Linked DNA regions of Homo sapiens: region 1 is linked to region 2. A link is a loop called in an ENCODE intact Hi-C map of the cell type or tissue named here. Cell type or tissue: Calu3. All regions are shown on one strand. Each heading gives the region's core, and the rest is flanking DNA. Links, peaks and the distances in the headings are about the cores only. Region 1 overlaps LOC105371750 (a long non-coding RNA gene). Region 2 has its middle 160 kb from the start of LHX1-DT.

What was found. Peaks named below come from ENCODE experiments on the same cell type or tissue, not always from the same donor. Only the 100,000 strongest peaks of a DNase experiment are listed, where the experiment ranks them.
Region 1: it touches region 2 in a loop (4-fold over the local background); 5 of 110 quality-filtered maps call a loop at or near these places.

Annotation. Positions count from the first base shown.
Region 1 is chr17:36,712,719-36,718,097 of GRCh38, reverse strand. All of the region lies in intron 2 of LOC105371750 (a long non-coding RNA gene), which reads right to left. Among named protein-coding and RNA genes, the nearest start is that of MRM1, 110 kb to the right of the region's middle. In Calu3, for the core only: no CTCF peak of the experiment used is centred there; no DNase peak of the experiment used is centred there.
Region 2 is chr17:36,775,811-36,781,189 of GRCh38, reverse strand. No RefSeq gene overlaps it. Among named protein-coding and RNA genes, the nearest start is that of LHX1-DT, 160 kb to the left of the region's middle. In Calu3, for the core only: no CTCF peak of the experiment used is centred there; a DNase peak (open chromatin) is centred at 2,549.

The DNA of each region.
Region 1 (5,379 bases), core at 93-5,092, 63 kb after region 2:
AGTACCTTTTAAAGCTAAAAATAAATGTACTCTATGACCTAGCATAATGTCCGCTAAAAGACACAAGCTTTATTTGTAATAGCTGAAAGCTGGAAACAACTCAAATGTCCACCAGTTATAGAATGAACAAATAAATTATGGTCTATTCACATAATGGAACATTATGCAGCAGTTAAAAAGAACAAACGACTCGATTGATGCATGCTACATGGGTGAATCTCACAACACAAGGGAGGACACGCTGCATGGTGCTATTTATATGAAGTTCAAAAACAGGCAGAAGGAATCTGTAAGAATAGCAGTCAGGATAGCTGTTATCCTTGGGAGGGATAATGGCTGTAGGGAGGTAGAGGAAGCCTGCTATAAAGCTGGGAATGTATAGCTTGATCTCAGCAGTGGTTACCTGGGTGTAAAACTTCATCCAGCTGTATGCTTAGGATTTGTGCACTTCACTAAATATAAACTATACCTTAGAAAACCTTAATAAAAAAAATTGACAGTGGCTTGGACTAGGAAGATGGCAGAGGTGATGGAGAGATACAAAATAGATTTGAAAAGGTAAAACAATGCTTGCCTACCTTGCCTCAGCAGAGCGTAGTAAGGATGGAATGAGGTAATGTACAGGAAAGGCTGATGCCCCAGTGGCTTTCTTGCTGTGCATATTCCAACTAAAACAAAAATGGCTGGCTGTGGTGGCTCATGCCTGTAATCCCAGCACTTTGGGGGGCCAAGGTGGGAGGATTGGCTGAGCCCAGGAGTCTGAGATCAGCTTGGGCAACATACCAAGAACCCATCTCTACAAAAAACAAACAAAAAAACCCACAAAAATTAGCCAGGCGTGGTGGCATATGCCTGTAGTCCCAGCTACTTGGGAGGCTGAGGTGGAACCAGGAAGTTGAGACTGCAGTGAGCTATGATGGTAGCATTGCAGGTCAGCTTGGGTGGCAGAGTGAGACCCTGTCTCTGAAATAATAATAAACTGGCCGGGTACCTTGGCTCACGTCTGTAATTCCAGCACTTTGGGAGGCCGAGGTGGGTGGATCACTTGAGGTCAGGAGTTCGAGACCAGCCTGGCCAAAATGGTGAAACCTAAGTGGTTTCACTAAATGGTCTCTACTAAAAATACAAAAAAAATTTATCTGGGCATGGTGGCGGGCACCTGTAATCCCAGCTACTTGGCAGGCTGAGGCAGGAGAATTGTTTGAACCTGGGAGGTGGAAGTTGTAGTGAGCCGAGATCGTGTCACTGCACTCCAGCCTGGGCAAGAGAGGGAGACTCTGTCTCAAAAATATAAAATAAAACAAAATAAAATAAAATAAACAAAACAAAAACAAAAACAAAAATTCCAGGCTCAGAGCTGATTTATTATGAACAGCCCCGCAATTAACACTAACCTCACCACGCCCCAAAAGAAGAGCATAATGAAAGTGTTTGCCGGGAATATGGGCTATCTGGCTTTAAAGAAGGCGTAGGGTCATCCAGGAGGCCCAGTACCAGCGTCCTGACTGGCTCGGCTGAAGGACACCCCGCGCTTACTGGTAGTAAAGAGGCCACTTGCTTTCCAGCTGCAGTGTAACCACTGGTGGTAGCCCCCAGGTCCCTCTTTATCCTAATTGCATTGAATCACAGCATTTTCATGGGATAACGGGATTTCCACGGGTGACACGGGGTTGCAGCTAAGACTGGATGAGGCTGCTGCTAGTGAAATAGGATGACAGATTCTTAGGGGAAGTCACCAAGAGCTTACCAAGCGCCCTCCCCACAACCATGTGAGGCAGTTATGTCTAACGGAGGGCACCAAGGCTCAGAAAGAGGCAGTGGGTTTCTCAGGCCAGGCTGGTAAGAGCAGAGTGAAAACTGGCACCAGACTTTGCAACTAGAGCACAGTGATGTTCCCACCACATCTCAGCCACCCAGCTGGTCCACTAACGCGGCCCCTCCCTATCCCACCGCCCAAGCTCTCTCTGACAGCATCAACCATGGCAAAGCCAAATTCACTGTCCTTGCCGGGCGGAGGCTCAAATTGGCAGGGTCACTGGTAAGTAACTTCATTCAGCAGACTCCCTTCTTTTTTATCCCCTGGGGGGCCATTTCATGGCTCACTCTTTTTGAAGGTCCCCCAGGGAGCTGTGCTGCTTAGAAGGAGAGAGTCCACCAGGGCACTAACGATGCAGACATAGGCAACTCGTCATATCTGCTCTAAAAGTTTCTCAGGCCAAGATCATTCTTTCCATGGTCAATGGTGTGGAATTCTGGGTCTAAATTAGGTTCCTGGGCCAAGTGCAGTGGTTCACGCCTGTAATCTCAGCACTTTGGGTGGTTGTGGCAGGAGGACAGCTTGAGCCCAGGAGTTTGAGACTAGCCTGGGCAACATAGAGAGACCCCATCCCTTAAAAAAATATATATGTATATGTATATTTATATATATTTATAAATATATATATTAATATATATATTTATAAATATATATAAATATATATATTTATAAATATATATAAATATATATATAAATATATATATTTATAAATATATATAAATATATATATTTATAAATATATATATAAATATATATATTTAATTAGGTTCCTGTTTGAGAGCGTAATGGGTCCAAAATACCTTGGGAGGAAGCTCTAAGTTTGCCAACAAGAGGGCCCTCCTTGCCACCTCCACACACAGAAGGGGAGACCTTCCCGGTGGGGAGAACACCTATCAGTCTCCGTAACTTTGGCCTCAGGATGTTTGTCTGCTTTTCTGGGTTCCGAACTCCCAGTACCTCCCTGCCCTCAGTAGGTGGCTTAGAATTCCACACTTCCTTCCGCATGCTCAGAGGCCAGTGCCACCCTGAAATGTGTTTCTCCAGCCGAGCAAATGCCCAGATAGGGGCAGTGTAGTAAAAGTCTCAGTCCGGAGACTCTTATGATAAAACATTTTTTCTTTAATGCAATTTAATTTCCATGCTGAGTCCTTGTGCCACTGGCAGTGGAAAAAAAATTCAGTCTCAGTGATTTTTGAATTTCCTCGGAGTTCTCGTCCTTTCCCTAGACTTCCGTCTAAGTCTGGGAGGGCTTCTGTAGTGCTGGAGGCTGGGTGGGGAGAGTATCACGTGATCGTCCATGTGATCTGTTCACCCAGGTGCCTTCTAAGAGGATCTTCTTTCTTGTCCAAGTGGCACTTTCAGTTCTGTGTCCTTCCAGGTCATGATGGAAGGCACGTTAGGGGGTCTGCTCCTCCTGCTGAGGCACTGGATTCTCCATGAAGCTATCTAGATGCCACCTCTCAGCCACACCCTCTTGGCTCTCAGGGGTCTGCCTGGGCACAGGCCTCATCCTCTGAGGTCCTTTGAGGCAACGATACCGAGGGGTAAAAGGAAGGGATGTTACGAAGGAAGAAAAAAGTCAGTATTTCAAAAATTTCCCACCATAGAAGTGAGATTTAGGAAGCACCTGTGTGTAATAATAAACATTTATTGAACATCTAGAATAAGCCAAGTACTATGCTGGTGTGAATAAATAAAAGAGGGCCGGGCATGGTGGCTCATGCTTGTAATCTCAGCACTTTGGGAGGCTGAGGCAGGTGGATGGCTTGAACTCAGGAGTTCGAGAACAGCCTGGGCAACATAGGGAGACCCCACCTCTACAAAAACAAAAAACAAAGACAGAAAAATTAGCTGGGGGCAATGGCACATGCCTGTGGTCCCAGCTACTTGGGAGGCTGAGGTGAGAAGGCTTGCTTGACCTTGGGAGGTCAAGGCTGCAGTGAGCTATGATCCTGCCACTGTACTCCAGCCTGGGTGACAGAGTGAGACTCTGCCTCAAAAAAAAAAAAAAAAAAAAGAAAAAGAAAAGAAAAGAAAGATAAAATAAAAGAGGCCAGCACGGTGGCTCACGCCCATTCCCAGCACTTTGGGAGACCAAGGCAGGAGAACCACTTGAGTCTAGGAGTTTGAGATGAGCCTGAGCAACATAGCAAGTCCTAGTCTCTACAAAAAAAAAGAATTTAAAAAAATTAGCTGGGTGTGGTGATACATGCCTGTAATCCCAGCTACTTGGGAGGCTGAGGCAGGAGGATTACTTGAGCCCGGGAGGTCAAGGCTGCAGTGAGCCGTGATCACGCCACTGCACTCAAGCCTGGGTGATCGAGCAAGAGCCTGTCTCGGAAAAAAAAAAAAGTAAAAAAAAGAAGTATTAAAAAAAAGAAATAAAAGAGCCAATGAGGCCAGGCACCATGGCTCATGTCTATAATCCCAGCATTTTGGGAGGATAAGATTGAGGATCACTTGAGCCCAGGAGTTTGAGACCAACCTGGGTCATAGCGAGACCTCATCTCTACAAAAAATTCAAAAATTAGCCGAGCATGGTAGAGCGTGCCTGTCATCCCGGCTACTCGGGAGGCTGAGGCAGGAGGATCACTTGAGCCCAGGAGGTCGAGGCTGCAGTAAGCTACTGCAGCCTAGGTGACAGAGAAAGACCCTGTCTCAAAAAAAAATCTTTTTTAATAAAAATTAAAAATTAAAAAAAAAAACAAAAAACAATGTGCTGAGTAGGAGACTGGAGTGTAAAGGAAAACTGGAAGTTTGGCTGCAGACTGCTGGTCCTAATCACATCTCTGTCGCTCCAGCCCTGTGACCCCAGGCAAATTCCTCCATAAACTCTGAAACTTTAGTTCCTTCATCCATGAAATGGGTTCAACATATGGCTTAAATCCAGTACTATTTTTTAAGAGTGACTTGTACACAGTAGGTGCCTAATAAATGATGTCACTATGCAAAAGGAGAGCTCAGAGGAGGAGTGAGTGGGTTTCAGGTTACAAACAAGCAAAAAAGAAGGACTAAATGATTTTGTAAACTTTAAACATATACTTCAATATAGAGTAAAAAGTAACAACCACCCATAGTCCCACCACCTAGAATTAACCACTATTAGCATCTTGGCACAGCTGGGCATCTCAACCCAGATTTTTTTTTCTAAAATAAAATCATCCTACTGTTTTTGCAAGTATGATCCATACTTATTATAAAGAATTCAAACAATGATTAAAAATTCCAAGCTGAGTGCAAACAAATTCACCCCAAATCCCACCACTTAGATCACTGATGGATTTTGAGCTGGTGGAGTGTTGGGGTGATGATCAGGTCTGTGTAGCAGAGAGATCACTGGCTCTCAATGGAAGAGAGTCCAGGAGAGAGACCAGAGAGGTGGCAAGAAAGGACAAGGACTCACCCTAGGTGGTGGCAGTGGCAAAGAAGAGGATGGACTGGATTTCAGAGACAGCTGGGGCAGACCTTCCCATGGGCATTCGAAACCCCTTCCTTGCTTCAAGCTAAATCCCTAGAAAGCCACATACCTGGATTACATAGGTTGGATTCCTGTAGTATTGCCT
Region 2 (5,379 bases), core at 101-5,100:
AGATACTCAAGGAGCTCCTGGTCTAGGGCAGGAGATAAAAGGCACAGAAACACAAGGTAAGAAGGGGGCAAATGTCACAAGAGGAAAACTGAGTTGCAAGTTGAGACGAAGGAGGGATCAGTGTCAGAGACCAACAGGGTGTGAGGTAGGCATCCCAGGCAAGGGCAATCTTCTCCCCCGACCCCTGAGATGGAGTTTCATTTTCACTCTTGTTGCCCAGGCTGCAGTGCAATGGCACGATCTCGGCTCACTGAAATCTCTGTCTCCCGGGTTCAAGTGATTCTCCTGCCTCAGCCTCCTGAGTAGCTGGGATTACAAGTGCATGCCACCACGCCTAGCTAATTATCATATTATTAGTAGAGACAGGGTTTTGCCATGTTGGCCAGGCTGGTCTCAAACTCCTGACCTCAGGTGATCTGCCCACCTTGGCCTCCCAAAGCGCTGGGATTACAGGTGTGAGCCACCATGCCCAGCGGCAATATTTCATTTTTTAAAATAGAGACAAGGCCTTGCTCTGTTTCTCAGGCTGGTCTCGAACTCCTGGCCTCATGTGATCCTCCCACCTCAGCCTTCAAAATGCTGGGATTACAGGCACAAGTCACTGTACCTGACCATCCCAGGCAAAGGCAACAGCAAGAACAATGGAGTCGAGGTGGGAAACGTCTTTGAGGTATGGGGGCTTGAAGGGGAGTTTTGTGGTCAGATTTAGGAGGGTAGGTTGGGGACAAATAGTGAGCGCCTGCTTGGGAGTTTAGGCTGTGTACCAGCGGGGAGAGGATTGAAGGCTTCTCTGAAGATAAGTGACACCAACACATTTGTGCCATATAAACACAGCTCTGCCAGCAGTGTGAAGCTGGCATGGGACTGGATGAAGTTAGGTACAGAGGCAGTTTGCGAGGCAGTTGTAATGGTCTGGTTGAGCACTGATAGGGGTCTGCACTAAGGTGGAGACCATGGATGAGATACTCCATATCTCTCTCCCTGGGGGAGCTGTGGCTAAGAAAGGTCATCTTTATCTGGACAGCAGCTGGTGCCTCCTAGCTCAGCCTAGTCCCACTGGTCAGCTCAGTCTTGGCCACCTGTTCCCACCACCCAGTGATGTGGGTGGCAAGGATCATTAACCCAAGCCATGGACTCACCCTCCCTCCCAACACATCTGGCCAGATAGATGTCCCTCCTCTACTTCCACCCCCCACTCAAGGGTAGGAAGAAATGGCTTTCAGACCAGCTGAGCATTTCCCTCCCTGCAGAAAGGCCAGAGAAACACAGCTGCCACTGTCATTATATTAATACTGCCCACTAGAACCACATACATGTACCTCAGCCATGTGGCGTCACAGAAGCAGCGCTGGACTAGGAGTTAGGAGGTCTAGGTATGGATCTCAACATGGCTGCCCATGAGCTCTGTGACCCTCAGCAACCTATTTATGCTTTCTGAGCCTCAGTTTTCCCATCTGTGACATGGGGATAAAGTGCCTGCCTTCCAGGATTGCTTTGTGGACTGAAAGAGTGTACATGAACATCTTCTGTAAACCTTTGGAGTGCCATTTAAATGTTGAATTTTGTGTACATTCATTCATCCCACCAATCTCTGTTGGGCTCTGACTCTTTATAGGTGCCAGAGTGTGAAAACACCTGCCACATTCATGGTCCATTCCAACCTTTTGCCTTCCTGTGATGATGAAGAACTTTGCTTGAAACACAAGCTATCTTCACATCCTGTGTATGACAAATGGGAAAATGGCTTAAATTAAAGGAGGAAAGATTTGATCAGGACTAACTTCCCAATGCAGGAGCCTAGTTGGTTCCTGGAAATCTTCCCAGAAGAAGAGAATCAATTAAGTATTTTGCCCAGAGTAGACACCAAATCAATTGTTGAGTGGAATTGACTCTGTCATATCATTTGCCAGGAGACAAGAGAGTTGATCCAATGACTTAGGACCCACTTTTCCGTCTGACTTTCCATACACCATATATACATGCTTGCATGTTTGGTGCAGGGGAAAGAGGCTTAGGCTGACACTTAGCAGACCTGCCTCAAACCAGCTGTGTGACCTTGGAAAGATCTCATGCCCTCTTTGAGTCTCTATTGTCTCTCCCGAATGCCAACCAGAATAAGAAATACATCGAACCTTCTAGGATAGTGATAGTGTCTGCCCTTGACATTCCACCACAAGTGTTTGCTAAATGAATGAATGAATGATGAGTGAATGAATGAATGAATGAATGGCACTCAGGAAGGTACATGATTCATGAAAGCTCCTCTTTCTTCTCTGAGCCTGAGTGTGCCCACCTGGCAGATGTGGGAATTTGGTTGCCTGTTTCCAGGTTCCTTGTCAGTTCAGGCTTCTGTGATCTGCCCCTGTGCTGGAGGAGGGCAGCTGGGGGATTTGGGATCTGCATCTTCACGCCCAGCAGCTCAGGCTGCCCTCCCGTTTCAGGGCATGGACAGCAGGTATGTGCTTCTGTTCCCACGGGGCCGCCTGGCTTAGCCCGAGGCTCCCTTTGCTGGGAGAGTAGCCTGGGCTGCAGCCCTGCACTGACCTGCTCTTAACCTCCAGGAAAGTTACACAAATTCCTCCACGCTCCACTGAGAGCTGGGTTGCACAAGGTGGGGGCAGGAACAATGCTTCCCCTTGTGCCCTCCGCCTATTCCACTTCAGCACACATGGAGGAGGAACACAGGAGGCAAGCTGGTGGGGGCACCCAGCTCCGGTTTCAACCATGCCTGGAAATTGGATATTCCTCCCTGGCCGGAGCTCTCTGGGCCATGAAGTGGGGCTGGAGCTCAGGTCTCAGGAGAAACCCACTCTTTCCTCCCTGTGGTTTTCCCTCTAAGACCAGTCCTGTGCCTCAGTCTGTGCAGATCTGTGCAACTCCTTAGCACTACATACCCCTTTGGTAAACACACCCCAGTTCTGAGATGTACTGCATGAAGATGGTAGGAAGGAAAGGGTCTACCCTGGGAACCAGGAAGCCTATGTCTGGTTCTGCTGTGGCCCAGTAAGATACCAAGAATTGGACTAGCCAGGGGCTGAAAATACAGGATGTGGAGCCAGGCTGCCTTGGACCAGGTATCTACTACTTTGACACGCCATTTCCTCATCTACTATGATGGCACCTATCTACCTATCTACCTGGGTTTGTTATGGGGAATAAATGAGTTCTTAAGCACAACATGCTTGCTTAGAGCAGAGTTCAACAAATGCCAGCTGTATGGTTTGCTCTCCACACAGGTTTAGTGGGAATTAAAGGCATGTGCAGTCTTTCCTCAACTTTCAAGGGAAAAGCAAATTGTTCAAATTGTCTAAAACACAATAGAACTACTTAAAGTACACGAAACTAGCTGTCAAAATTGTGAACCATAATCACAGTTTTGATTGCTTTCTGACAGTGTAAAAATTACAAATATTTCATCAGGCAAGAAAAGAAAAACAAAGAATAAATACAGTCAACCCCATCCCCCCTCCCATTTGTGTTCTACGTGCCCATCTGAATTAGTTTGCTCATGTTGACACATGCACAGCTTTGTATCATTTGAGACACACGTTTCTTATTCTTCCTCAGTCATTTAGTATTTAGGCTATAGTTGTAGAGTGGTTGGTTTCTTTCCAGGCAACCACCATTGTTTGAAAACTATGTCAAAACAAAAGTCTCTCTTCTTCTCCCTGACAACTTGTCACAGCTATGCCTCTGGACAGCTTCTGCCCCTGTGCCCCTCTCTGTCAGTGACCTCTCTTCTGCCCCACGACCCCCTCTCCTCTTCCTTGATTCAGAATTCCTGGAAGAGAACAAACAGGAATCATCAAGGTCCCAGAGAGAGAAAAATAATGACTTGTAGTGTGAGAAGTTTCAGGACCATGGACAACAGCACACACGCCCTCACCTTCTTGTTTCCCCAACCCCCAAACATTTTGTTTATGTTATGACAATACCTCTCTGAGACTTGTTTTCCTCTTCTATAAAAAGGGCAGGGTGAGGGCCAGGCACGACGGCTCACGGTTGCAATCCCAGCACTTTGGGAGGCCAAGGTGGGTGGATCACTTGAGGTCAGGAGTTCGAGACCAGCCTGGCCAACATGGTGAAACCCCATCTCTACTAAAAAAAAATACAAAAAAAGGGGGGATGGGGGAGGTAACTGGGAGGGTTGGAGGTGGACAAGGTCATCGCTAAGACTTCCTACAGCTCTGTGACCCTAGGGATCTTTCTTTGGCTTTATGCTTGCCTTCCCTTACCTTTCTCCCTTTCTCCCTCCCTTCCTCTCTTCCTTCTTTCCTTCCTTTTCCTTTTTTTAAAATAGGGACCTTCCATGCATTTTAATGGGCTGATAGCCATCACCCAGGGAGAATGGTGAAAGACAGAGCTTCTTGTGAGAGGAACGGCAAGCTAGCCCTCAGAAACCCTCAAAACTCGACATTGAGGAGTCACTTGATTTTCCCCTCTGCCCCTACCCACATAGAGACATTGTGTTCGTTATGGCAAAAGGCTGAGCTGCTGTAAGAAAGCGTCCACTGGCTGAAAGAACAGAAAGGTTTCCTTGTTCTCATGTAACAGGGTGGGTAGGAGGGCTGCTCCACCCCACACAACCAAACAAGAGCCTGGCTCCCTCCATGAGGTTTCCCCTATTACCCCTTGGTGATGCTCTTGTCTACACGGTCACACTGGCCTGCCCACGTCATGTCTTCAGAAAGAATCAAAAGTGCGCATGAGTTGTGTCTTAAAAGCCAGGCCTGGAAGTTGCAACACATCACTTCTGCTCCCATTCCATTGGTGAGGACTTTGTCATGTGGCCACCCTGAGCCATAAAGGGGCCGGAACATTTATTTATTTATGTAATTTTGACTTTTAGGTTCAGGAGTACATGTGCAGGTTTGTTATCCAGGTAAATTGCATGTCACGTGAGTGTGGTGTACAGATTATTTCATCCCCAGGTAATAAACATAGTACCTGATGGAGGGTTTTTCAGTCCTCTCCCTCTTCCCAACCTCCACCCTCCAGCAGGCCCCGGTGTCTGTCGTTCCCTTCTTTGTGTTCATATCTATGCAATGTTTAGCTCCCTCTTACAAGTGAGAACATGCAGTATTTGGTTTTCTGCTCCTGCGTTAGTTCACTTAGGATAATGGCCTCCAGCTCCATCCATGTTGCTGCAAAGGACATGATCTCTTTCTTTTTTATGGCTGAGTAGTATTCCATGGTGTATATGTACCAGGCTGGAGTGCAGTGGTGTGATCTTGGCTCACGGCAACCTCTGCCTCCCGGGCTCAAGCAATTCTCATGCCTCAGCCTCCCGAGTAGCTGGAACTACAGGCATCCGCTGCCACACCCAGCTAATTTTTCTGTATTTTTAGTAGAGACGGGTTTTGTCATGTTGGTCAGGCT